Linked DNA regions of Homo sapiens: all the other regions are linked to region 1. Evidence: chromatin loops called from intact Hi-C (ENCODE). Cell type or tissue: MCF 10A. All regions are shown on one strand. Region 1 holds the start of SMOC1 (SPARC related modular calcium binding 1). Region 2 has its middle 22 kb from the start of SLC10A1. Region 3 overlaps SMOC1 (SPARC related modular calcium binding 1). Region 4 overlaps SLC8A3 (solute carrier family 8 member A3). Region 5 overlaps SMOC1 (SPARC related modular calcium binding 1).

Region 1 (5,000 bases):
AAAGCTGGGGGCGCACTTACCCTGGGGCCTGTGGTGCGGTGGCCGCGAGCAGGGGACAGCTGCACCAACACCAGCAGCAAGTGGGGCGTGAGCAGGCGGGCGCAGCGCGCGGGCAGCATGGTGCCAGCCAGGCTGGGCAGCCGGCAGCGAGCGGGGTTCGCGGGCTCCGCGGGGCGCACAGCGCGCCTCCCTTCCTTCCTTCGCTCGGGGCCCTCGCGGCGGCGGGGAGCGGGCCGTGGTCCTGCGGCGGGGGCTCGCAGAGGCTGCGGTCAGGGGACACAGTCATGAACCGCGCAGGAGGGGAGCTGGAGCGCGAGCGTGTGCTCTGCGCGCGGCGCTAGCTCCGCTCGGCGGGGCCCAGGCGGCAGCAGGTTGGACGCCTGAGCCCGGGCCATGGGAATTCCCGTTATAAACCCCCGGGAGGGGCGGGGCGGAGCACGGCGGGCCTGATTGACGGGCCAAGAGGCCTGTTGAAGCCGACCCTCTGGCAGGTGAAAGCCAATGGGAGAGGGGCAAGAGGAGCCACTCGTGGTCAACCCCCCGCCGAGGAGCTCCGCGGGAGTAGGCCCCGGGAGAGAGTGGGATAAAGAGTAACTTTCTCCCGGCACTCCTGCCCGAGGAAGCCTGAGAGAGCCCCAGCAGCCGGCACCCACCAGAAGGCTCACCTGGCTAATAATAATGCCTTAAGCATGTATATTTCTTAGCTCAAGCTCGTGATTGTCCCAACATCCTGGTGAAGTAGGCAGGGAAAATACTCCTAGCCCCATTTATCAGATGAGAATGCTGTGACACGAAGGCGCCGAGAGATCTGCCTCCCTGCTGCATCTGGGAAGAGTAACTGGGAAGTCGCTGGATGACCCGCACAGGGTGGGCTGTGGCGTTGGAGTGGGGAATGGGAGCATCCACTTCTTTCAAAGACTCTCCCTGGGAGGTGACATCCTGAGTCTCACAGCGGCTGCCCCGGGAGAAGTCGCAAGGGACAAGGTGAAGCGTGTGCTGGGCATTGGCCGCTGGGGAGGGCCTCTTGGGTACGGTAACCCCCTACACACACACACACACACACACACACACACACACACACACACACACACACACACATCTCCCAGCCCTATGGTCCGTATGATCCAGGATTGGAACTCAGGCATCCTAGCTTCCCCCTCTGAACTGGAGGGCAAGGGGCAGCCTCTCTATAGCCCAGCAGCTCTGGAAGAGGCGGGCAGAGAGGCCCTGGTCCCCTGATGGGAGACAAGGAGGAAAAGTATAGATGAGGAGGCGGCAGTCTGAGGATGCAGAGATCCCAGAGATGGGGTAGAACAAGGAGAGGAGATCTCTCCCGGGTGCCCGACCCTCTTGGAGAGGACAGCTCAGCGGAGCTTCAGTCAGATGTTGGGGGGCTCTGCCCAGGGCCATCCCCGGAAGGCCATCTTGGGAATGGTCACAGCTGCATCACACCGGCTCCTCAACAGAGCAAGGTGCTCAGCTGCCTTCAGTGAGACTGACATCTCCAGGAAATCACAGGGAAGGGGGCGGGGGGGCGCAAAATGAAACCCAGAGCGATCTCCTTATGTGGAGAACAACCTTTAGTGCTTACTTCCATCAGTATGGGCTACTTCGCAGGGAGGGATTCTTTTCTATAATTTGATTGTAAGCATCAGTGCCACACTCCCCCTCCCTATCTGGTCTGAGAGGTCCTAAGATTAGCTCTGCTCCCTCAGGGCTTCTCTCCTGGATTCCATGAAACAGCTTCGCACCTGACTCCTGAATTCAGTTTTGCCCTCTCTCCACACTGGCCCCATCCAACCTCCACACGGCAGCCAGTGTGTCTATTCGCTATTTAGAAGCCAGTGATCCTTTTAAGCAGCAAACCGGAACTCACCATTCCCTGCTTAAACGACTTCCCCTCTCCCCATTGCCCTCTGACAAGAAAGCTCAGACTGGATGCTGGAACAATAACAAAGTACTTGTGGTTCTCCAAACAAAAATGAAGCGCACTTCTAAAAGAATGGTCTATCTTTTCCTCCACTGGGAATGAGTGCTTTGGTCAGACAGACTCTGGAGCTGTACAGCAGGGTTCAAATCCTGAGTCTGCCACCTAGTGGTATAAGCTTGAAGAAGTCACTTGACTCATCCAGGGTCCCGTTTTTCTCTCTGTAAAATGGGGATAAAAATAGTATCCCCTGCCATGAGATGTTGTCAAAAGTAAAGGAGATGGAGTCTTTAAAGCCCTTAAAATAATTAAGTGAAAAGTATCACAATATGGCATTTGAAGAGGACAGGACAAATGCCTCATCTCATTTTATCCTCAGAACAATCTTCTGAAATAGGTCAGACATTCCTACTTTACAGGTAGATAAGTGAATACTCCATGAGATTGTGACTTGCCTGGCCTCATTTGGCTGGCAAATGACAGAGCCGAGACGCCGAGACTCAAGGCAAGGTTTTTGGAGTCTAATTCTGCTTCCATCATGTGATGGCTGCAATCTCCAGTCTCAAATCCCATAGGGTTGGACGTTCCTCTGTGCTAATTGGGAATTTCTTCAGTGGCCTACAAGGTGAACTGAGACTGGTGAGCTCCACTGAGCTTCAGAGGAAAAGGATGTAAACATCAGGGGTCAGCCCTTCCTGGAAACAGCCCTTGTGACCTGGCATCCTGGAGTTTGCCCAGCTGGACTTGTGACACTTGTCCAGTACCGTGCCCTGTGCAGCACTGACATCAATATCCATGTGTCCACCTAAGTGTTCACCCTCCAGGGGCTCAACAGGATGGAACTGTTACCATCGGGCTCAGCAGTGTGACAGGCTTTTCCTGACTCTACCACCTGGCTACATTCACCTATCAAGCTGGTCAACTCCTTCCTGTTGCTGGAACTATTGAGAAATCTGCTGGAGTAAGTAAATATGCTTCAGATGGCCCTGAGTATCTGGCAGCACAAAGTGCCCAGGGAAAAAGCATTGCAATAGCCCTTTCCATCCCTAACATCAAATGCTGCTTTCCAGCCAGAAAGCTTATTTCCAAGTGTTCACTGGTCCAAAAATCTACATTATTCTGGATTTCAATCATGTAGTTTAGTTCAAACTATGAGCAACTGCTTTCCAGTTACTCTGCTCAGCAAGTATTTTCTTTCCCTCTGGTTGGCATATGAGGCCTGTTGTAACCATGGCCATCATTCAGATGATGCATTTTCTTCTCCCAACTCCTCCCAAGCCCAGAGAAGGTTAGGAATTCCAGAGAACCACTAGTCCCAAACAGTATCTCTCTGCCAGGCTTAATCTTCTGATCCAAGCAAAAAAAGTAAAATTGACAAGTTTCTTCTTTCCCTGGAGGCCAGACTCATGGTCCAAAAATAATCTGACTATCTTGGCATCTGGTTTGTCCAGTTTCAGTCATACTCCTTGTCTTGTGGGACTTCTATTTGCAATGGGATATTTCAGTAGATGAAAATTAATACTTTATATCACAGATTGAGGTCTGAAGGCCTCAAATATTTAGTACTAACTAGAAATGCCAGTTTCAAATATATCTGTGTTTCTGGCCAGGCGCGGTGGCTCACCCCTGTAATCCCAGCACTTTGACAGTCCGATGTGGGCAGATCACTTGAGGCCAGGAGTTTGAGACCAGACTGGCCAACATGGCAAAACCTCATCTCCACTAAAAATAGAAAAATTAGCCGGGTGCAGTGGTGTATGCCTGTAATCCCAGCTACTCGGGAGGCTGATGCAGGAGAATTGCTTGGGAGATGGAGGTTGCAGTGAGTCAAGATCATACCACTGCCCTCCAGCCTGGGCAACAGAGCGAGACTCCATCTAGAAAAAAAGAAATATATATATATATATCTGTGTTTCTATATAATCCAGAGGATTCTTTCCTCATCTCATCTTCAGAATAGAATCTTTTCATCCATTTTTAGTAAGCACTTTGATGCACCTCCTTCTACGCCTTGCACAATGTTCATTATTATGATGGATCTTTGGATGCACACCCAGCCCTCTGAGAGGTTACCATCTAATTTAAGACACAGACCAGAGAGATACCTGGGGACCACATTTAAGAGTAAAGCTGGCCAGGCACGGTGGTTCATGCCTGTAATCCCAGCACTTTGGGAGGCCGAGGAGGGCAGATCACAAGGTCAGGAGATGGAGACCATCCTGGCGAACACGGTGAAACCCCATCTCTACTAAAAATACAAAAAATTAGCCAGGTGTGGTGGCGGGCGCCTGTAGTCCCAGCTACTGGGGAGGCTGAGGCAGGAGAATGGCGTGAACCTGGGAGGCGGAGCTGGCAGTGAGCCGAGATTGCGCCACTGCACTCCAGCCTGGGCGACAGAGTGAGACTCCGTCTCAAAAAAAAAAGAGTAAAGCCTGCAGTGTGTTGTAGGAACTCAGAGTGAGATGACCCACTGTAGGCCTAATGGGCAGGAAGGTCTCATGATGGAGGTAGATCCTGAATGAGGCTCTGGAGCAGAGTGCTTCTATAACATAAATATATCCTGATTTATATTTGCTTCATTTGTTACAATAGCTACCAATGGAAAGAGGTACACTGTATCTAAGGTCCAAGACTTTTGTCAAAAACACTAGTGAGCTTAGAAGCTTGAGACATTAAGATTCCTAGGTTCTGCTTTTAGATTTATGACTAACTTGCTGTAACCTTAGCATTAGGCTAAGGTAAGTATTATTAGTCCCAGTGTGCAAATGAAGTTTACCCGCAGACATTTAACCTTACCAAAGTCACTCCTTTAGCTTTAAATACACATGACAAAAATAATTCGAGTGACAAACAATTTAGAAATTTAGCTCTCTCTTTGGTACACAACTCCATTGAAAGTTTCGGGCAGCTTCCTCCAAGCCAGGCTCCTTCTATTATTTCTCTGTCATAATAAGCAGCTCTACCTGGTGGTACAAGATGATTGCTTAAGCCCCAGCCATCATATCTATTTTCCAGCCAACAGGAAGGAAAAAGAGGAAAGAAGAGCATGCTCCTCTTTTTAAGGACACCTCCC
Region 2 (5,000 bases), 58 kb after region 1:
GGTGGTGCATGCCTGTAATCCCAGCTACTCGGGAGGCTGAGGCAGGCGAATCGATTGAACGTGGGAAGCAGAGGTTGCAGTGAGCTGAGGTGGTGCCACTCACTCCAGCCTGGGTGACACAGCAAGACTCCATCTCAGAAGAAAAAAAAAAAGAAAAGAAAAAAAAAAACCTACCTCATAGATGTGAAGATTAAATAAAATTATCATACATGCATGCTTAGCCTAATATTTGGTGTGCAGTGAATCTTAGCATTTAGTAAATGGTTACTGTTACCTCTGTATAAATATATGATAGCATATATGTGATTGTATTATGTATGCTGTGATCTCGCTTTTTAAACTTAATGTTCTATGATGGATATCTTTGCAAGTCAAAGCATGTTTTTATTATCCAGGGTTTTACTCAGCACTAACACATACCATAGGCTCAGAATATACTTGTCATGTGAATAAATTACTCTTGGCTCATCTTTTTTTCTCATTTTTGTTTTTTTGAGTCAGGGTCTTGCTATGTTGCCCAGGCTGGACTTGAACTCCTGGGCTCAAGGATTCTCCACCTCAGCCTCTCTAGTACCTGATACACAGACGTGCATCACCACACCCAGTGTGCCTCATCTTTTTAAGTTTGCTGCTGGCTGTAATGGTTGCCTTGGGTTCCAGCATGCGGATGTGCTATAAATTTATAACCAGTCCTCTGTTGACAGATATGTATTATTTATTGTGTTTAAATGATTGAAAGCAACATTATAAATACCCATTAATGGGTGCAGCACACCAACATGGCACATGTATACATATGTAACAAACCTGCACGTTGTGCACATGTACCCTAAAACAAGTATAATAATAATAAAATTAAAAATAAATAAATACCCATTAATGAGAATTCTGAGTAAATTTTGTACTTCAAGTATTTGCAAATGAGTTAAAACATTTCCACACCTCTATTACTTGTAGTCAAGTATGCCTGTAAGTCATTTCAATGATTTCCTCTAATAAAAATAAAGCTATTTCCATTGCGGGGGCTACAAGCCATGATTTCGACTGCTTCTCCACTGGAAGGCTGTCATGAGTGAGGGTTCCTCAGTGGGTAAGAGAGCCTGGCTGAGCCCCTCTTCTCCATATGCCTTTGTTAGTTTGACTCCTGTCTGCTTTTCCAGGAGAAAAAGAGTGACTTTTGTAGGTAGGAAATGACCACCAAGTGAGCAGTAAACATGGTGAAAACTTCCCTAAAGAAACATAATTCAGGAGACAGCCTGGAGCCCTAACAGCCTTTCTGTGTCGGCAGACACGGTGATTCTGAGGTCTTCAAACTGGGGTGTCACAAATGTATCACCTACAAGCACATCTCCCCCAACTACCCCAGCCGCAGGGGTCTGAAGCAGGCCCACCCTGAACTAGTCAAGATACAAATGGAGACCCTGGCCCACAGCCCATCACCCTTCTCTTCCCACCTCTAACAGCATCCTCCAGCAGAGGGGCCTTGCATGCACTTCTGTATCCAGATAACCTAGTTCCCATGTCCAGCTCTGCCTACCGCCCTCCCCACTGGCTAGACACACTGGGCACACTCCAGGGGTAGAGGTGCACACTCCAGCAGCCAGGAGAACCAGCAACAAGCCCAGGGAGGCCCTGGAAAATAGAATATGGTGCAGAAAAGTGGAAGTGCAGCAGGTAGGTACTGTGGATGCCTCATTCTAAGAGAGCAGCAACTGGAAGACAGCTGGAGCGGGACACTTGGAAGGCCAGCGCCTGGACAGAGCCCTGGCTTCCTGCTGTAAGGCAACACTGGTCTGCTGCATCCGGAAGCCCAGCCAAGGCTTTTCCACATCAGCGGTTCTCCCCGATGACGGTTTGCTACCCAGGGGCCTTGTGGCAATGTCTAGAGACATTTTTGGTTGTTGCAACTAGGGGAAAGAGTGCTACTGATATCAAGGGGGTAGAAGCCGATAGCGCTGCTAAACATCCTGCAATACACAGCCCACAGTCCTTGCCCCCAAAAAAGAACTATCCAGCCCAAAGCGGCAATAGGGCTGAGGTGGAGAAAAACTGGGATACATGCATGAGTGGGCAGGCCAGCAGATTTGGGTTCACATCCTCACTCTGCCACTGGCTTGTTCTGGGACCAATGATTTTATCTCTCTGTGCCTCCGTTTTCCCATTTGTAAAATGGGGTTAATGGTAACTGTTTCACAGGGTTGTTTTGATAAATAAAAAGGACTTGATATGTAAAGTGCCTGGCACATAGCAGGCCTTCAGAAGGCACTATAGGTGTTCCTTTATTAAATGGGGAAGGAAGTGGACTTCGTATTCTTAAATGTTGCTTTATGAACCAATTAGAAGTCTTGGAATTGGGAAGAGAAGATCTGAACCACATAAGCAAGAGAAGTGTATATTATTTCAGAACTACTGTGGTTGAAAGATCAAGGGGAAATTTGGATGTATAGAAAAATCAATACGAAAGTTGTGTTTATACACAGTGCTTTAAGAAGCTGTGAATCAGGTCAAGCTGAGTTATCCCTCTGGCAGGTTTTTCCGGCTTCCACAAAGGATTATCCATATGAAAACATCTTCCTTATCCCTTCCTTCCCCCGCATCTGCACTCCGCACCCCCCTCCCCGCCTCCCCAAACACCGCTGACGGGATTGCCCTGCACCTAAGGGACAGCAGGGCAATCCCATCAGTGATGACTTACTGCCCTCTGGTGGTAGAATTTATAAGTGCAGCTGAAATTTTGTCCGTTAGTTTGATTCCGGTGAACACAGCAAGTGCCCTACCACGTGTAAAGCATCACTTATTTAACAGCGTTCTAAGAGTTACAGGAAATGTAAAGACTGACCAACCCACACTCCTTTATAGAATCAGATGGAGACATGAGGGCTTCTGGGCAGCGGATGATAACTTGGGGCCCCTTCAAATCTCTTTAACATTTGTTTGGCTGGAGAAGGGATTCTCTAATAAAACAAAAATCATGTAATCCCTTATGCTTAAATAAGGAATTTCCTACATGTACCCATGTAAAGCTTTAATCATTCACACTTAACCAAAGAAGCTCATTTACAAGCATGTAGATATAAAGCAATGTCCAAAAGGTCTCAAAAATTTTTTGTCAGCAAAATGTTTCCAACTTTCTTGTAATTTTTCTTTTCTCTTCTGTTCTCTTTTGCAATTTTTTAAATTGGGCGATTTTTTGAGAGGCAAATTTAAGAATTTTAAATGTGGATAACAAGTCACCACTTATTGATAACACTGCCAAAACTAGTCCGAAACCTGAAAGCTGTCGTGCAACTGGGTGCCCAGAGAGTTGCCCTGCCGATCCACCCACTCACGTCTCTGCTCCTGTCTTCCAGAAGCTTATCCTCCGGTGGGGAAGCCATGGCAGGGAAACAAGGAACAGAAGGGCCTATGGAAGGTGTCCTGAGGGTTTCCAGATGTTTACCAAGCACCTTCATGGAGCACACACAAATGTGGCAAACCTTTAAGGAGGAAGAGAACACTCTCCTCCAAGGAGAGGTGGGCCCCCCCAGGACAGGAAGGATTCTGATCGGGGTCAGATCAGGGAAGCCCTTGGACGTCTTGCTAAAGAATTTGGATTTTAGGCCGGGCGCGGTAGCTCACGCCTGTAATCCCAGCACTTTGGGAGGCCGAGACGGGCGGAGATCGAGACCATCCTGGCTAACATGTAAAAATACAAAAAATTAGCCGGGCATGTTGGCGGGAGCCCATAATCCCAGCTACTCGGGAGGCTGAGGCAGGAGAATGGCGTGAACCCAGGAGGCAGAGGTTGCAGTGAGCCGAGATCACGCCACTGCACTCCAGCCTGGGGGACAGAGCGAGACTCCGTCTCAAAAAAAAGAACTTGGATTTTAATCCATTTCACACTGACGGCTGCTAAATGGGGTGTGTGTGAGTGTGCGTGTGTGTGTGTGTGTAAGTAAGAGAGAGAGACAGAGAGAGAGACAAGGAGGCAGAGAGACAGAGAAGGGCAGAGCTGGGCTTTGAGAGATTCCATGTCCCATTCTGTGTGGTAGAATAGACTGGAGAGAGTAAGATTCAAGTGCAGGAGAATTATCGGTTATGAGGGTTGAACCAATTCAGCCACTCTGGATTCTTGGAAGAGAAAGGCGAAGGCAGCAGGCATGTGGGGGCCATCTCCATGCCCCTGGCTTCTGTGGAACTCTCCAGGCCCAGGTCCCTCCTCTCTGCTGCTGTGTAGTGACTGATGGGAAGGGTGAGCTCAGGATAAGGAACCAAGCATTGCAGTGCAGCCCTTCCTTTCCCCCTCCCCGCGGGGGACCTGCTTCCAGGGGGCAGCAGCCACTTAGGTCCGGTCCTCCAGGTGGTTTTTCAGGGCGTTTTGACACCACACTCTTCTGGGTTTCTGTGGCCTCACTAGTCATTCTTTACCAGTCTCCTTTGCATCTTCTTCCTTTTCCCCAACTCTAAATGCTGAAGCACCTCAGGGTTCTGACTTCAGTCCTCTTCTCTTCCGTCTTCATGTTCACTTCCAGATCATCTCCTGCAGTCCCAGCGCTATAAATGCCACCCAAACGCTGATGACTTCCATTGTGCATCCTGACTGCCTCTAAAGTCCAGCCCCATACTCCACATCTCCACCTGGATGATGAAGGGACCGCTCAACATTTGCACATTTTATTCATGAATGGCCTCTCCCCAGACGTGTTTCTTCCCCAGGATCCCTCATTCCTGGAAAACCGATAAACCCATGGCTCAGCTCTCCCTCCTTTACCCCTGATGCTCTCCTCAGCTCTATTTCAGGATCAACACAGATCCAAGCCTTTCTTGCCACGCACTGCTCGCACTCTAGTCCACTGCTGTCCACTGGAAATATCACACAAGCTACAAACACAAGCCATGTATCTAACTGTAGATTTTCTAGATGACAGATTTTAAAGTAAAATGAAGCAAGCAAGATGAATTTTAATAAAATATTTAACCCCATACAGCGTGGTGGTCAAAATACAGTGTTATTTCCACGT
Region 3 (5,000 bases), 140 kb before region 1:
TTTTTCTTTTTTCTTCTTTCGTTTTTTTTTTGTTGTTGTTGTTAATTTTATTGTGGTAAGAACATTAAACAGGAGATCTAGCCTGTTAACAAACATCTAAGTGTATAGCACCGTGCTGTTAACTATAAGGACAATGTTGGACAGCAGATCTCTGGGACTCATTCATCTTGCTTTGCTGAAACTTGACACCCATTGGTTAGCAACTCCCCAAACCCCTGGCAACCACCATTCTGCTCTCTGCTTCTACATGTCTAACTGTTTCAGGTACCTCATGTACGTGGAATCATGCAGCATTTGTGCTTGTGACTGGCTCATTTCACATAGCATAATGCCCCCAATATAACAGGATTTCTCTCTCTTTTAAGACTGAATATTACTCCACTGTATACAAATACCGCATGTTCTTTATCTAGTCATCCATTGATGGGCATTGAGGTTGTTTCCATATCTTGGCTATTGTGTGCACTCACTTTGATTTGATATAAAATTGGGTTTTCAAAATGGCTGCCTTCTTCTGCCTCAGGATGCAGAAACGTCGACAGCTCCACTTGGAGCCCTAAACTCCTACCCTAAACACATACCACATGGTCCTGCCAATCACCACTGAGGGAGCTATGCTGGGGTCCTTCCAAGGCCTAGGCTTGTTCTCTTTGTGGCATTCCTTGCCTTATGGATAACAGCTCTGCCTCTGGGCAGATGCCGGGGGACTAACGCTCCCTCCTCAGTGAGCCATATAAGTTCAGAGCAGGCTGCCCATCCCTGCCAAGCCTAGAGTACCTCCCCTCCTGCTGTAAGGAGCCTAGACACTACCACACTTGTCTCCAACAGTCTCTGCTGTGCTTCCCCTTCTGGCTTCATGAGCATGAGCAGAAGTCTTACTCAGCATGTCTCACAGGACTTTCGGGATCTGAGTCCTGCCCACCTCTTCCATCTCACGATTACCACTCTTACCTCCTCTGCTTCCTCCTCCTCCGCCTATCCACCCCAGCCCAAGCTAACTGAACCACAGACATGCACTTTCTTGGAGCCACAGTATCCTTTCCTTCTCTCTGGAATGGCTTTCTCTTTTCTTTATCTACCTATCTTTTCTTTGATAGGTAGATAAGTCCTACCCATTCTTTAAAACTCAGCTCAGATATCACCTTCTCCAGGAAGCCTGCTCTGACTCCTCCAGACTGAGTGAGACAACCATTCTCCATTCTTCCACCTCTGTCCTAGCACTCACCACAGATTTTGTAAGTATCTATCTATGGTCTAGTATCCCCGCTAAGCTGCATCCTTTGAAGGTGGGACATGCCTCTATCCCCAGATACCTCATCCTTAGCCCAGTGTTTGCTGTGTTTTCCATGTTCAAAAGGTGGTAAGCGGATGGATGAATGCGTGCATGCATCTCCAACCGACTGGCCTAATGGGCCCAAACTCATGAGTGCCAGCAATGCTGGTTACTGGGGAGCATGTGCATTTCAGCCTCACATCAGGACTGCCTCAGCTACCACCTCAATTCCTGACCTGAGCTGTATTTGGCTATATGAGTGTCCAGTTCCATTGCCAAGAGCTCCTTGGAATTCTCAGGATGCCAAAAAGGCATTTGGTTCCTGCCTTCTAGGAGAGAAGAAAATTGCAAAGTGCTTTGTGCTCCCTCTCTGCCTCCCTGTTCCCATGATATAACCATCACCCTTCCTGCCATTCAGAACTCTCACTCCAACCCATCACCTTCTGAGATTAAACAGCTGGAAGTCCCAGACAGCCCTGGACTTTCCTATAAATCAGGTAACTAAAAGCTAGGGACAAGCAGCTCCCAAAGAATAGGGAAGGTAGAGGGGCAGGAAGATTTTTGACAGAAGGCGGGTCAAAGCTATGGGTACATGGTTTCAGGAAAAAGATCAACTTCCAGCCCTTGCCCTCCTCAAACCCTGCCCACTCTCTCACCCTCCCTCAGCATTTGAAAAGTCAGGGGCCCCACATTTTTCTCCTGGGCCTGATTCCTGCTCACAATCTCACCTCCCACCTCCAGTGGGCGCTGCTGAGTTAATGGCCTGAACCATGTCAGTGGTGAGAGCATCCAGTAGGCTGGTGATAAACTCCATTTTCTTCCCTTCTGGACAGCCTAAAAGATAAAATGAGATTTGAAGGTAGATGCCAGATAATAATCAAGTCAACAGCTTTCTCAACTACCATCCTTTCCTAAACTTCTCAAAGCCCTTCTTGTCCAGCCAAATCCACTTTAGTGATTTGTTTACTGATCAGATGAGTCTCATAAACTTCCATAGTTCCTTTACCCATACCCCACAAAGGACCATCAGACCAAATAATGCTTTCAATTTTCTTCCATTCCACACATTTTTGCTAGACATCAACTCAGGCACCATGTTAAACGCTAGAGATACAGAGTTAACAATACAGAAGGTCCTTATCCTTGTAAAGTTCACATCTACAGGGGAACTCAAGCTAATAGCCAAGCAGTCGTCCTAAAGTGAGAAAAATACTGTGCTAGGGGTAAGAACTAGGGGCTGTGGGAGCACAAAGGAGGGAGAGAACCCCCAGTGGTCAAAGTTGACTTAAGTACACCTACCACCAGATCCATCCAAGAGCCTCCTCCTTTTTTCACTTCCCTCCTCAACCATCTTACATTATAACTACAGCATCTCTCTTGTAAATACTCCCAAGTCCTTGTTCCTTTTTTCCTCCTTGTATTATTCCAGGAAAACACAGTAAAGCACAGAAGAACCTTCTATAGATGTGCCTTTTCCATGTCTACACCACGTAGCTGGGGAAAACACCACCACACAACTGGATAAATGGGTGTCCTATAAAGTCACGATCACCAGCACCAAATGGGCCCTCTACACTACTCCCAGTGCTCCTCTCCAAAGCAACTCCACATAGAAATTAGCAACTAGCTCATTCTCTTCTGTCCCCAAATCCTCCAGGTCTCAGGTTCAACACTTGCTTCTCAGAGAAGCTGTGGAATCTAAAGCAGGTTCTCCCTGCCATTCTCACAGCATGTTCCGCTTTTCCCTCAGAGTACCCACCACAACTATCTATAAATGCCTGTATTCATTTATTCATATCCAATCTGTCTCCTCCACTCTGTAAGTCTCATGTCAACTTTGACCACTAGATTATACCCAGTGCCTGGCACATAGTAGAATCTCAATTCACATTTGTTGAGGGGTTAGCTAAAAGGGGTACCCTGGCCACCATGACTCCATTCTTGTGATGGGGTGATTTCTACAAACCTCGTGTGGAAAATCCCTGACTCTTAGAACTCTCTGCTTTCAGTTCTCACTTGGAGTCCTGATAGGTCATGGGAAGGTGGCCCATTTCCCACCAGCACTAATCTGACTTTGTGCTGTGTAAAGACAATAAGATTCCAAGCCACCAATATTTAGTAATGTTACTGTAACTTGCAGGCAGAGATTGCTATAAATAAGGGGAAACCCGCACATCAGCCATTTGGAGGTACCAGGGCCCTGCCTATGTGTCTTGTGTCACACTCCATGGTCGTCCTGTGTCACCAGGGGTCATCTGCCTCTTCAGAGCAAGCAACAGACACTGTCCACATCGCTCAGGACAGCCCCTCCCTATAAGCTATCTTATCCTCACAGCTCTGGAAAAAATAACTCACAGTGCTCAAAACATTGTCCTCATGGACCTCAGATGGACAACGCATTGTGGAACTGCAGACGGGATTTTAACCCGATGACTGCATTATAAAGACGAAGAGGCACAAGGAAGAGAAGCAATGTGCACAAGAGCAGAGCTAATTAGGGATAAATCCCAGACCAGGATGTAGATCCCACGGCTCCTGGCTCCATCTTACACATGGGGAAACAGACAAAGAGGAGACAGCTTCTTCTGCATAATGAGAGGGTGGAGGAACAGAAGGAGGTGATGGCGCCGGCAGGGCAGCATCGTCTCCCACCTGGTAGCTCCCTGTCCTTGAAGGGGTCATCCGCCTCTGTAGTCTTGGCCCTGGCGTCGCTCTCACAACTGGGCATCACGTAGCTGGGAAAAGAGAGATATGGGGGGGGTTGGGAGGGGCTGGCAACTGAGCCTACTTCAGTCACTACTGCCCAGCAATGATCTATGTTGTCACCAAGCCTAAAGCACTGAGGGTGGGCAGAACGATATCTCTTGCGCTGCCCGGCAGCTACAAGGCAATCTTAGCATCAATGTTCCCACTGAGACATGTTCAGGCATGTCATTTCAACCACTCAAGCATAATAACAATGATACTTGAGCTGCACGCAGTATCTTTTTTGATCCATGGAAGCTAGTGGCTTAGAAAGGGCAATAATCTCATCAGGAAACTGACGTTCAGAGAGGTTAAGTACTGTTCCAAGGTCTTAAGTTAGAAAGAGACAGGCCTGTGACCAGAATCCAGGTCCCAGGGTCTTTCTACCTGAAACTCTTCTACTCATTGAAAACATGGCTCTCCCAGGCACTCATCTCCCACCAGACCAGGGCAGGAACACTGGGAGATGCCAGCATGGATAACAGCCAGCAGGTGCGTTTTTCCCAGGACCCAGTCTGGGGGGCTTACCGTGTGGAGGTCCCAGGCAGCGGGCGCCCTGTGTCCACCAGCACACACCAGCAGTAGCCAGTGGACTGGTGGCATTGCACTGGCTTATAGAGTCCCCCAGGGGCACATTCAGGGATGACAATACCCTCACGGGGATTCTGCTGGGCCTCTTCCAGGGCACTCTGCCTCTCCTGGTCACACGAATAGACTTTCTCTGCAAGAGAAGACACAGCCTGTGGTGACTATCACTCCTGTGATTTAACACTCCTGTCTTCTGTGCCCAGCATCCAAAGTAAGTAGCAAGGACCAGGCCTGGACCCAGGAACTGATGAGCTGCCCCATTGATGAATTACCACAGAGAGCTGTCTCCCATGCCAGCGCATGCTGAGGGGCCTGGAGGTTCAGAACCTCCCTGTGGCCATCTCTGCTGCCAGCATTCATTAGCATTCCCACCAAATAGGTTCAACTGCAGCAA
Region 4 (5,000 bases), 200 kb before region 1:
GTTTTGAAGGCCAGGAAAAGGAGGTTAGACTTGTTTGGGAAGGGAAACAGGAGCTATCAAGGTGAACTTTTCCTAAGAGTAGCCCAATAATAGTGCTCGGGAGGGAGTAATGTGTGCAAGAATAGAGTCAGGGAGACCAGCCAAGTGTGTGCCTCAGCATCCCTAGCACAAATCACACACTAAGCATTAAGATTGTCTCTGCAGTGAGAAAGGCCTGGGACCAAATTTGGGCTCCACCACTTACTGGTATTCATTAATCATTCATGCATTCATTCAACAAATATATATTGCGTGTGGTCTATGTGCCAGAGACTGTGCTGGGTGCTGGCAAAGAACACAGACAAGGTTCCTGCTCTCATGGAGCTTTTATTCTGATGAAGGAAACAGACCACTTACAGATAAATAAATAAACAAGATAAAGGGAAACAGATATGATGGAGAGTAGCTGGAGGGCCAAGCAGACCGGGCAGACAAGGTGGTGGCATGTAAGCTAAGACATTTAAAAAGAACCTGGTCATGAGACTATCTGGAGAAGGAAAGCTCCAGGCAGAGGAAGCAGGTAGTGCAGAGGCCCTGAGGCAGGAATGAGGACAAGATATTTGAGAAAACAGAACAAAGGCAGGCATGACCAGGCCGAGTGGGTGGTGGAAAAGTAGTAGAAGGTGAGTGGGGGAGTGGGGGCATCAAGGTCAGGCTTTGCAGGCTTGATCAGCGTTCTCACTGTGGTTCTGGAGCCAGCAGCATCAATGTTACCTGGGAACTTGTTAGGAATGCAAATTCTCAGGCCCCACCCAGACCTGCTGAGTCACAAACTCTGGGATGGGGCACCTCATTGTGTTTTATCGAGCCCTCCAGATGATTCCGAGTATGCTAAAGTTTCAGAATTCCTAGGTTGGATTATGCAGTTCAATTTTAATTTTAAATGCAATGGGAACCTATGAAAGATTTAAGTAGGGGAGCAGCATGTTATAATTTTCTTTAAAAAATTGTTTTTAAGCACTCCTGCTGAGGAGAGAATGGACCATAACAGGCTAAGAGAAATGGAAGCAGGGAGATAAATTAGGTGGTTATTGCAAGAGGCCAGGTAAGAAGAGAAAGTGGTTTAAGTAGGGTGGTGTGGCAGAGAAGACGGTTCCAAGCAGAGGGGGACCACGCTGACAAATAAGCGCGGGCCACTCACGCAAGCCCAACAAGGCAGAAGGCAGAAGGCAAAAGTGAAGGCCAGAGAAAACTGGACACCACCTTTCCAGAGCACAGTTCAAAGGCAATGTCCTCAAAGAAGACACTCCACCCTCCTCCCATTTCCTCCCTATTGCCTAAAAATAAGAAGGATACGCGGCCTATGGCAAACCTTGGGCAGGCACGTGGGAGCTGAGCTCTTGCAAAGGGCAGATAGTTCCTCTGGTGAGAGAGAAAAGGAAGGGCCAGTGAGGAGTGAAGGAAGAGACGAACAGAGAGCCCGAAAGGCTGAGAACGTTGTCTGGCTTCCTGAAAGGCTTAAGGGGTTAGCTCTGGAGGGTGAACTAAAAGCCCTAGTTATATTAAACACACACGCACACACGCACGCACACACATGCGCGCACACACACACACACATACACACAGTTGAAGGAGACCTGCAGTTTCCAAAAACAAGAGTTGTATTTTTTTTGTTCATATCATGACCCATAACAATCTCAAAAGAGAAACAATCTCTTGTCTTCCTTGTTTAGGCTTAGGAGAACCTGTAGTAAGTAAGCAGCAGCAGCGGAACTCAAACTCGACTCTTCCTACTGTCATTCTCTCTATTACACCACAAGGCATCAGAGGACCACTAGAGTCGCCTCCCTAGGGTTAGGGTTAGGGCAAGGTAAATGAAGTGAGTCAGCAAGGGCAGGATAGGAACCTGTCTTTATTAACATTTTGATATTTTGTTTATCATGGATTTGTTGCATTAATTGCAACTTTTAAAAATCATTGCATTAAAATATTATTGATCTTGATTACTGAGTTTTTAGGTGTACCCTTAAATGTTGCACCTCTGACTTACTAGTCTCACCCTGATCCCTGTCCTGGATCTATGCCTGTCTGTTCTATATCAGCCTCTTGCTTTGACCATAAGAATAACTTCAGACCTTTAAGCATAGAGGAAATAGGATTTCTGTCTCCCTTCCCCACCTTTGTGATAATCTCAGCTTCTGCTTTTAAAGTCTATCTCCCAAGTAGTTTGCCTACTATGTTCCTCCCAAGGTCACTAGGTTCTGTGAAACTAGCAGCAGGCTAGATTGTCACATTAGCACAAAGGATCCACTATTCCTGCAGCCGAGCTGGGACAAGCACTTAGGCCCACTGACTCCAACCCTTCAATAGCCTGGGACCTACGTTGTCTCCAGGTGGTATAAAACAAGAATTTCCCCTTTGACTGGGAGAAAAAGGGAAGAACTCTAAATTGGAAAACAGGTCATCTCGAATTCTCACAGGTGGAAATTTCTGACAACCCCTTTGGGACCCACAATTCAACACACCCCAAATGGGGACAGTAGCTAACATGCAACCTGTAGGCTGTTCTGTCATCCAGTGCCACTGTGCTGCACACCACCAGGGGGCAGCATTCTCATTGGCTTCTATGTGCCTGGAGCCCAGTGCAGTTGTGCAACACTGCAGCTTTGCTTTAGTGTAGTCCCTGATGGGTTCAGTCAAGAAAATGTCTATAGAATCAGCTAATCTCCCATGCAGTTAAGTCTCTAATTGAAATATTTTCTCTGCTCAGCCCAGGGACAGCAATCTTTCCTGGATTTGCTATTTACAAGGATCTCTAGAAATTATCCACCAGAAATATGGGCTTTCTCAGAGCTTGAGTGGACAGGGAATTAAGGTGGAAGGCAGGGCGTTTTGACTGCATTTGACCCAAGTCCTGAAGAGCCAGCTCCTCTCTCTTCCTAATTATTAGAAGGTTTTGTTTGGACCCAGTGTTTCACGTGTATACAATACAAACTTCTCTCTTTTCTACTTGGATCAAATTTGTTCTCTCAAAATAAGATTCCCAGCAGTGAGAGAAGACAAGACAGAGAGATCCAACATCTCTAAAGCCATGAATCAGATAACCAGCCACTTGTTCTCTTCAGTGCTGGGAACAGATACACTGTTAAATAAAATGATTTTATAGATTCTTCTCACTGCCTTTCCAAGAAGGGGATTTATCAACTTCAGGGCACAGCAATCATTTATTCCCAGACTACTGGCATGCATATATATATATATTTACTTCTCTTGACTTAGAAAAAAGAGAGAATTGGAGTTGTGAATATTCCTGTCTCCCTCACCCCAGCCCCCTTGAAGTGAGTCAGGACAAACTTGGGGCCCAAATGGAGCTGTAAGTAACTGAGTCACATGCAGAGATGAAACCTTCACAGACCCACTGATATGGAGGTTGAAGATTAAATTCCCCTTTGAGAATAACTGGGTAACACTCATACAGAGACTACTTTCAAGAAGGCCAGATCCTCCCTCTAATGTATAGTGCAACGTTCCTAACCCTCAGCCCACTCCGTCATACCCCCACTCACATGAATACACACATAAGCAGTAATATAAAGCACTTCCCACCATAGGGCAGCAAAGAAGGAGGGAAATCTTTATTATGGAAGAGTGGAAGGAAGGAAGGGAAGGGAAGGGAAGGGAAGGGTAAGAGGAAGAATTCTCAGGGTGAGCAGAGGAATGACATGTTTGGGGCATAATGAAGATAATTGAAGTGCAGAGTTTGTATGGAAAAATTTGAAAATATCAGGTGGCAGGCCAGGCATGGTAGCTCATGCCTGTAATCCCAGCACTTTGGGAGGCCAAAGCAGGCGGATCACCTGAGGTCACGAGTTTGAGACTAGCCGGGCCAACATGGCAAAACCCCATCTCGACTAAAAATACAAAAATTAGCTGGGTTTAGTGGCGCATGCCTGTAATCCCAGCTACTCGGGAGGCTGAGGCAGGAGAATCATTTGAGCCTGGGAGGCAAAGGTTGCAGTGAGTCGAGATCATGCTACTACACTTCAGCCTGGGTGAGAGAGCTTTCTTTTTTTTCTCTCACAAAAAAAGAAAAGTTCAGGTTGCAGAGATGGATGGATGGATGGATGGATGGATGGATGGATGGACGGATAGATAGACATTACAGAGAGTTTCCAATTCTTAGGATGAATTGGAATCCTTAAGTCTTTATTCTGTAAGAAAGGAAGGGGAGAATAAAATTTTGTGATTTTAAAATATTTTCTACCCTGTAGAGCTACCCTACAAGGCATGAAAACCTTAAAAAAAAAGGCATCTACTTTAAAAGAATAATGTCTAAAAAATTAGAAATTCCCTCTTTTTGCCCTGACCTTTGGGAAACAGAGTGAGTGATCCTTTTGAGGTTTTTGGCACTGCCTTGCCTGTGATCATATCCTGAACCCTAGGTCCATAATCATGCAGTTACCTCAGATGTCCCTTTCCCTCTAGCCACAGGTAACACGCTCTCCAGGCACTGGGAAAGTGGGTAATTAGGAAAGCAGAGGAGTACCCATGGGCTGTGATGCCCAGTTATAAACCCAGACATTTCAGAATTAACAGAATGAGCATCAAGTCCTCAAATGGGTCTACATCCATAAACATGTCCAGCAGTCAGCTCTTTACTGTCAGTAGAGACAAAATGTTCCTACACTTTCCCTAGGGGAAGCCACATCCTCAGTAGGTTATCTCTGATGAGTCCAGCTAGTCACAGGTATGTAGAAGCTGCATGCAGCAGAGGGCTCAAAGGAGGGTCCAGAATAGATACCAAAGCAAAAGGGGAGTCTGTGCACGTTCTCACACGCACCCCGAAACACTCTTTTTGTTCACAAAATAGATGGTGTAGGGTAGTTCCAAGAGATCATTTAGCTCAGGTTCCTGCCTCCATAAAATAAATAAGCCTTCCATATTAGTTGTCTGTTGCTGTGTAGCAAATTGTCAGAAACGTAGAGGCTTAAAGCAATACCCATTTATTATCTCGCAAGTTC
Region 5 (5,000 bases), 150 kb before region 1:
TATTCATGGGATCTGGACTCCCTTCCTCTCCCAGGGCAGTTTCCATCTCTCCTTAGCCCAACCTCCCTGGACAAGGCCGAGAGCCAAGTGACTTATCAATTTTGACAACTAATGGCATGGGGCAATATAGTCCTCCCACCAGAAAAGAACTCGTGGAGTCCGCAGTACAATTGCAGGACTCCCGTCTTTATACACAAGGGTCAGTCTCCAAACAGAAGTTTAGTAGGCCCAGGATAGAGTCCTGGATTTTAGAAAGCTGGACTATGTGTCCAGAGTGCCCACCACCCACAGCAGGCAGAGGGAGAGAAATAAACAAACAGCAATGCCAATGCCTGTACAAAAGAACTATACAATTTACATATATATTTATATACAGCATATAAATCTCTTTCTTCTCAGCCCCAACAACACCCTCCCCCACCCCCCCAAAACCCTCTAAAAGTTGTCAGTAGCAGATCCAAAAACTTACAATAAGAGAGAGAATAAAGTCTTTCTTCCCTTTCCTTTTCCCACTGTGGTATTAGATATTGGTGTTTTAAAATGAAACCAAAAACAAAACACGCAAGTAAGAGTTATTAAAAGTGCAAACATGGTGGGCACCACTTATGTTACACGGGATGTGGCAGGGCCATGGGCAACGCTGAAGGTTAGGTGTCTGGTGATCCATCCTGCCTCCCTGGACTCTCCACCTGCCCTTGGGTTTTCTGCTCCTTAGACGAGGCGTCCTACTGAGAGAAGGAAGGAGAATGCAAAAAAAAAAAAAAAAAGGTCGGGGGCAGATATAAGCAAGAAGTTAGAGTTGGGCTTGTGAGAAATCCAGCTATGTCCATCAATTTCCCCACAAGTGCAGCCTTTTCCACCTGCTGTCCTCTATGAGGCTAGGTGGGGCACAGGTTGCCTGGACTTGCAGATGAGCATGTTTTACCAGCCTGTCCTTTGCCACTATGAGGCACCACCACTGCAACTGAAATAAGTCTGGCATTGGAGAGAACGAGGCTTGGCCTAGGGAAGTGTGGGTTGCAGGGTGTGCACTCTGTTCAGATCACACTACTCTCACATGCCAGCTTTTCAACCTGGGGCTGGGGTGGAAACGACAGGGGTTTGTTTACAGGTGGGGATGGCAGAATCCCATTGGCACTGACCCAATAGTTCTCTCGTGTCCTCAGCAAACAACCTGAAAATGGGAGCTTAAGTCACCTGGCCAATCCCTTCACCCCTGAGGAGCCCAGAAAGGGGCAACTTACTGAATGGGTTTGTGCCTGCTCATTTTGCCTGGGGGAAACTGCCAAGGCTACCACCTGCAACAAACCAGGAACATGTGACATTGAGTGGCCTTGACCAGAGAACTGGCACCTTCTTCCGTATGCTGGGTCTCTGTCCTCTCTGACCCTCAGAATAAAGAGCAGACTTGGGAAAGAGCAAAAAGTTGTTTGGCCCTACTTTTTGCTCTGTGAGTGTCTATGGCTCAGGTGAACTTATTACTGGCCAACGCCTTCACACAAAGTCCCTTTTCCATAAGGCCTGGCTCCTGCTGGGCACCTCTTTGCAATCCCTCAGCTATCCACTAAGAAGGGCTCTGGTGCTGATGTACCTGGACAGAACTGTCCCAGGTCTTGGTTCCCCGAGTCACAGAATGTCAGAGGTAGAAGGAATCCAGCAGCAGCTCAGAGCAGAGGGGCGACTTACACAAAGTCCCAGCCTCATTCTGCTGACACCCACATCTCCCCACAGGGTGCTGAGCCATTGTGGAAACTGCCACGCCTGCTCCAGCAGGTCCTGGCCTCTTGAAGAGGAGCGAGGAGCTGGGGGCAAGCACATCAAGAGCTGCCCCCCGCCACCACTCCGAGATGCTTAGGGCCACGTGACTCTGTGCATGCCCCTGAACCTCTCTGGGTCAGTCTACAGCCTGGGAGCTAGAACCACAGCTGTACGGCTTCTGCTCTGCCTCCCTCTCAGAATTGCCTTGAGGATCCACTGAATTCATGGAGGAGGAGAAAGGGCTTTGAGGAGTGTACAGCGCTGCAGAACCCAAGCCCACCCGCTGGTCATGTGAGCCACAGCTCCATGTCCCCTGGGTTATGCCAATATTCCTTACAACTGAAGAAAGGAGAGCGGACATGGGGTGGAGTGGGCGTGGGGTGGATATCGGTTTATCCAATTTTACAGAGGAGGACATGAACTCTAAAAGAAGGTGACAGCCCCAAGGCAGGCAGGTGGGAAGCGGCAGAGTCAGGCTGCTGACTTCAAATCCCACCTTTCCTCCACTCCCTCCAGCAGCTGCTTCTCTCCTTGCTGAGTAGAAAGGTCAGCACATCTAAAAAGGAGGTGCACAGCAGTCCTGCCCACCAGGCTGAGATGTGTGAAGCAAAATGGACAGCTAGCCGTAACCAGCTCTTTTTCATGGAGGCTTATGTGCTAATCCTGTTACCTAAGTCCTATCAGTTAATCCTCAGAGCGACTTTATTTGAGAGTGATAAAATTATCTCCATCTTAGGATGATGAAACTGAAGCTTGGAGATATCAAGTAACCCACCCAGGATGGCACAGCTTCCATGCGGCAAAGCAAATTCCGACCTAGCTAGCTGCCTCCAGAATCATGCTCTGAGCCATCAGGGAGGATGGAAGAGAAGAAGGCTGAGCCCCAGGCAGTTGGCATCCTCAGACAAGGCAAAAGAAGAGCGGATAGTTCTGAGAAAAGGAGGCACTAGACCCCACCCCGCCTGCCTCACAGGACAGTGACAATGATCCCAGTGAAGGTGCTTTATAAATTGGGAAAGTGAAGAAAGAGGCATGTTATGCAGAGAATTCAGCTCTCCAGGGAGGAGTCTGGTTGGTAAAATATCTGTGATCCAGTGGAATTTCCAAAAATTCAGTCCCTTGGACCCAAAACTCTACTGGTCCCCAAGCTCGGCATCCTTCCCCCAGCCAGCTTCTGTCCCCACCTAGCATGCAAGCCCCTCGCAGCCCACCAGGGGGCACCGCACGACACGGGATGGATGACCGACGCATAGGCTCTGCTCCCGGAGCCCCTGCACACCATTGACCACAGGGGCTTTTTTCTGCCGCCCTGCAGAGCAGAGGGATGGAGGGGGCAGTTCTGAAACTCATACCTTCTTTCCCGGACATGTTCCTCTACCGCTACCAATTTCTTTTGTGCCTTCGCTATGTACCAGGTACCGTGCTAAGTTCTTCACACACATTATCTGATTACATCCTCACCAAATCGTTGAGGTAGGTACTATAATCTCCACTTTGCAAATGGGGAAACGGAGGCTTAGAGAGTTTAGGTAACTTGCCAAGGATTAAAGATCCGGTAATTGTCAGAGCTGGGATTAAAATCAAGCCAGGCCCATCTGACTTCAGGGCCTCTGCACTTACTCCAGCCCCTACTTGTGCCTGATCATGGTATACCCACACTGCTCCTGGGCCTCTCAATAGTGGTCCGTCATCCCATAGGCACTGCCTGCCTGGAAACTGTGGGCTTCCCCACTCAGGTTGCTGGTGGCACCCTCACCCCCTGCAACACCTCTACTCCTGCCCACGCTGCCCCCAGGCTGGTCTGCTCCCCCTCTTCCCCAGACTCCCCCACTGGCCACTCCCTTGGCTTCACCAGGCAACCAAGACTGGCCTGCTCACACAAGGCGACATCTTCAAACACACTGGGGTCCTTCTCCTGGAGGGGACAGCAGTCTGGCCCAGGAATCCTGAGGCTGGGCCAAGCGCCAGCAGTGGTGGTACCTCACATGTACCCTTGAGCAAATCGCTACTCCTCTCTGGGCTAGCCTTGACTCCTAGACTGCAAAATGGACTAGAGGACCCACAGAGCCTTCTAGCTCTGGGCTGCTTGGGTCCAGAGCAGTGTGTCCTGTGGTGTGTGTTGAAATGGAGAGTGGGGACACAGGAATCCTTTCTGCCTCTGCATAGGCTTTAAGTCTACTCAGCCTCCACTTCACCCCACCCCATTGATTAATCCTACATACCCTCTTCCTCTTATCTCAATGTTCTACTCTCCCTCACTCCATCACACTCATACACACACATATGCAGACACATGCACAGACATACACAGACATATGCACAATGCATGCACACATGTGTATAGACATGCACACATAGCCATACTTAAAGACATAAGTGTAGACCATGTACAAACAGACACAGACATGAACACAGACAGGTGCACACTCAGGCCTACCCACAGAGACATGCACAAACAGACATGTGTATATACATTCAGAGACATGTCACAGACACGGGCTTTCTGGCCAGACTTTCCATAGTCCTACCTTTGAGGTGAGAGGTTCAAGAGGGTGTATTGGGCCAAGAAGAATGACAGTTGCACTCCAAAGCACCCTAGGGGCCTCTGTGGGCAAAGCTATGAGGATAACTGAAACTAACACTTGTCTGCAGCTGAGCCTGGATTGAGGAGGAACATCCAGATGACCAGGGATCCCTAAATCTACATTCTACTTCAGTTTTCTCTGGATGCTTCTGTCAGGTCCTGTATGTCAGCTGGGACTGGCAGACACCTGGTGCCTGGAAAGGCTTCAGAGGAAGGCTAGGAGGAGTCCCTGAGCTCGGTGGATCTGAGCTCACCACACTCAGCCATTGCTTGGCTTCCGTGTGCTGTGCAGACCAGAACTACTAGCACGGGAAGGGGGCCGAAGGCAGGGGCAGTACAGAGCATCATCGCTTAGCCCAGGAGTGCCCCTGGTATGCCTGGGGTCTACATTGACACTGGATGGTCTCTTCCCGACATTGGCCATCTGACTGTGCTCTGCGAAAGGACCACAAATTCCAAGCGTGTCAGAGCATAATGTCACCGGAAGGGGCAACCCCCCCATCCATTCATTCCTTCACTTATTCATTCATCTAACAAGGACTTAATGAATTACCAGGTGCCATGTACGGTGCTAGAGGTTAGGAATTGAGAGAGAGAATCCTTTTGGCTTCAAGGGGTAATCGGAAGAGTAAACTGCAACACAGTGTAAGTTCATCTT

Evidence for each region. Peaks named below come from ENCODE experiments on the same cell type or tissue, not always from the same donor. Only the 100,000 strongest peaks of a DNase experiment are listed, where the experiment ranks them.
Region 2: it touches region 1 in a loop (9-fold over the local background); 9 of 110 quality-filtered maps call a loop at or near these places.
Region 3: a loop joins it to region 1, with 15 times the contacts of the local background. A loop is called at or near these places in 40 of 110 quality-filtered maps.
Region 4: it touches region 1 in a loop (13-fold over the local background); 4 of 110 quality-filtered maps call a loop at or near these places.
Region 5: a loop joins it to region 1, with 15 times the contacts of the local background. A loop is called at or near these places in 39 of 110 quality-filtered maps.

What each region holds. Positions count from the first base shown.
Region 1 is chr14:69,874,798-69,879,797 of GRCh38, reverse strand. SMOC1 (SPARC related modular calcium binding 1) reads right to left here and starts at 382. Exons shown (of 12, transcript NM_001034852.3): 1 at 21-382. The coding sequence starts at 119. RefSeq lists a silencer at 195-284. In MCF 10A, a CTCF peak has its summit at 2,125 (motif pointing left); DNase peaks (open chromatin) are centred at 437 and 2,067.
Region 2 is chr14:69,816,584-69,821,583 of GRCh38, reverse strand. No RefSeq gene overlaps it. Among named protein-coding and RNA genes, the nearest start is that of SLC10A1, 22 kb to the right of the region's middle. In MCF 10A, CTCF peaks have their summits at 2,492 and 2,704 (motif pointing left); a DNase peak (open chromatin) is centred at 2,703.
Region 3 is chr14:70,010,493-70,015,492 of GRCh38, reverse strand. It overlaps SMOC1 (SPARC related modular calcium binding 1), which reads right to left. Exons shown (of 12, transcript NM_001034852.3): 8 at 4,547-4,739; 9 at 3,926-4,008; 10 at 2,002-2,107. Among named protein-coding and RNA genes, the nearest start is that of SNORD169, 35 kb to the right of the region's middle. RefSeq lists an enhancer at 3,681-4,880. In MCF 10A, a CTCF peak has its summit at 2,013; a DNase peak (open chromatin) is centred at 2,032.
Region 4 is chr14:70,071,720-70,076,719 of GRCh38, reverse strand. All of the region lies in intron 2 of SLC8A3 (solute carrier family 8 member A3), which reads left to right. Among named protein-coding and RNA genes, the nearest start is that of SNORD169, 96 kb to the right of the region's middle. RefSeq lists a silencer at 2,494-2,788. In MCF 10A, a CTCF peak has its summit at 2,568 (motif pointing right); a DNase peak (open chromatin) is centred at 2,599.
Region 5 is chr14:70,025,970-70,030,969 of GRCh38, reverse strand. SMOC1 (SPARC related modular calcium binding 1) reads right to left here. Exons shown (of 12, transcript NM_001034852.3): 12 at 1-728. The coding sequence ends at 712. Among named protein-coding and RNA genes, the nearest start is that of SNORD169, 50 kb to the right of the region's middle. In MCF 10A, a CTCF peak has its summit at 2,981 (motif pointing right); a DNase peak (open chromatin) is centred at 2,979.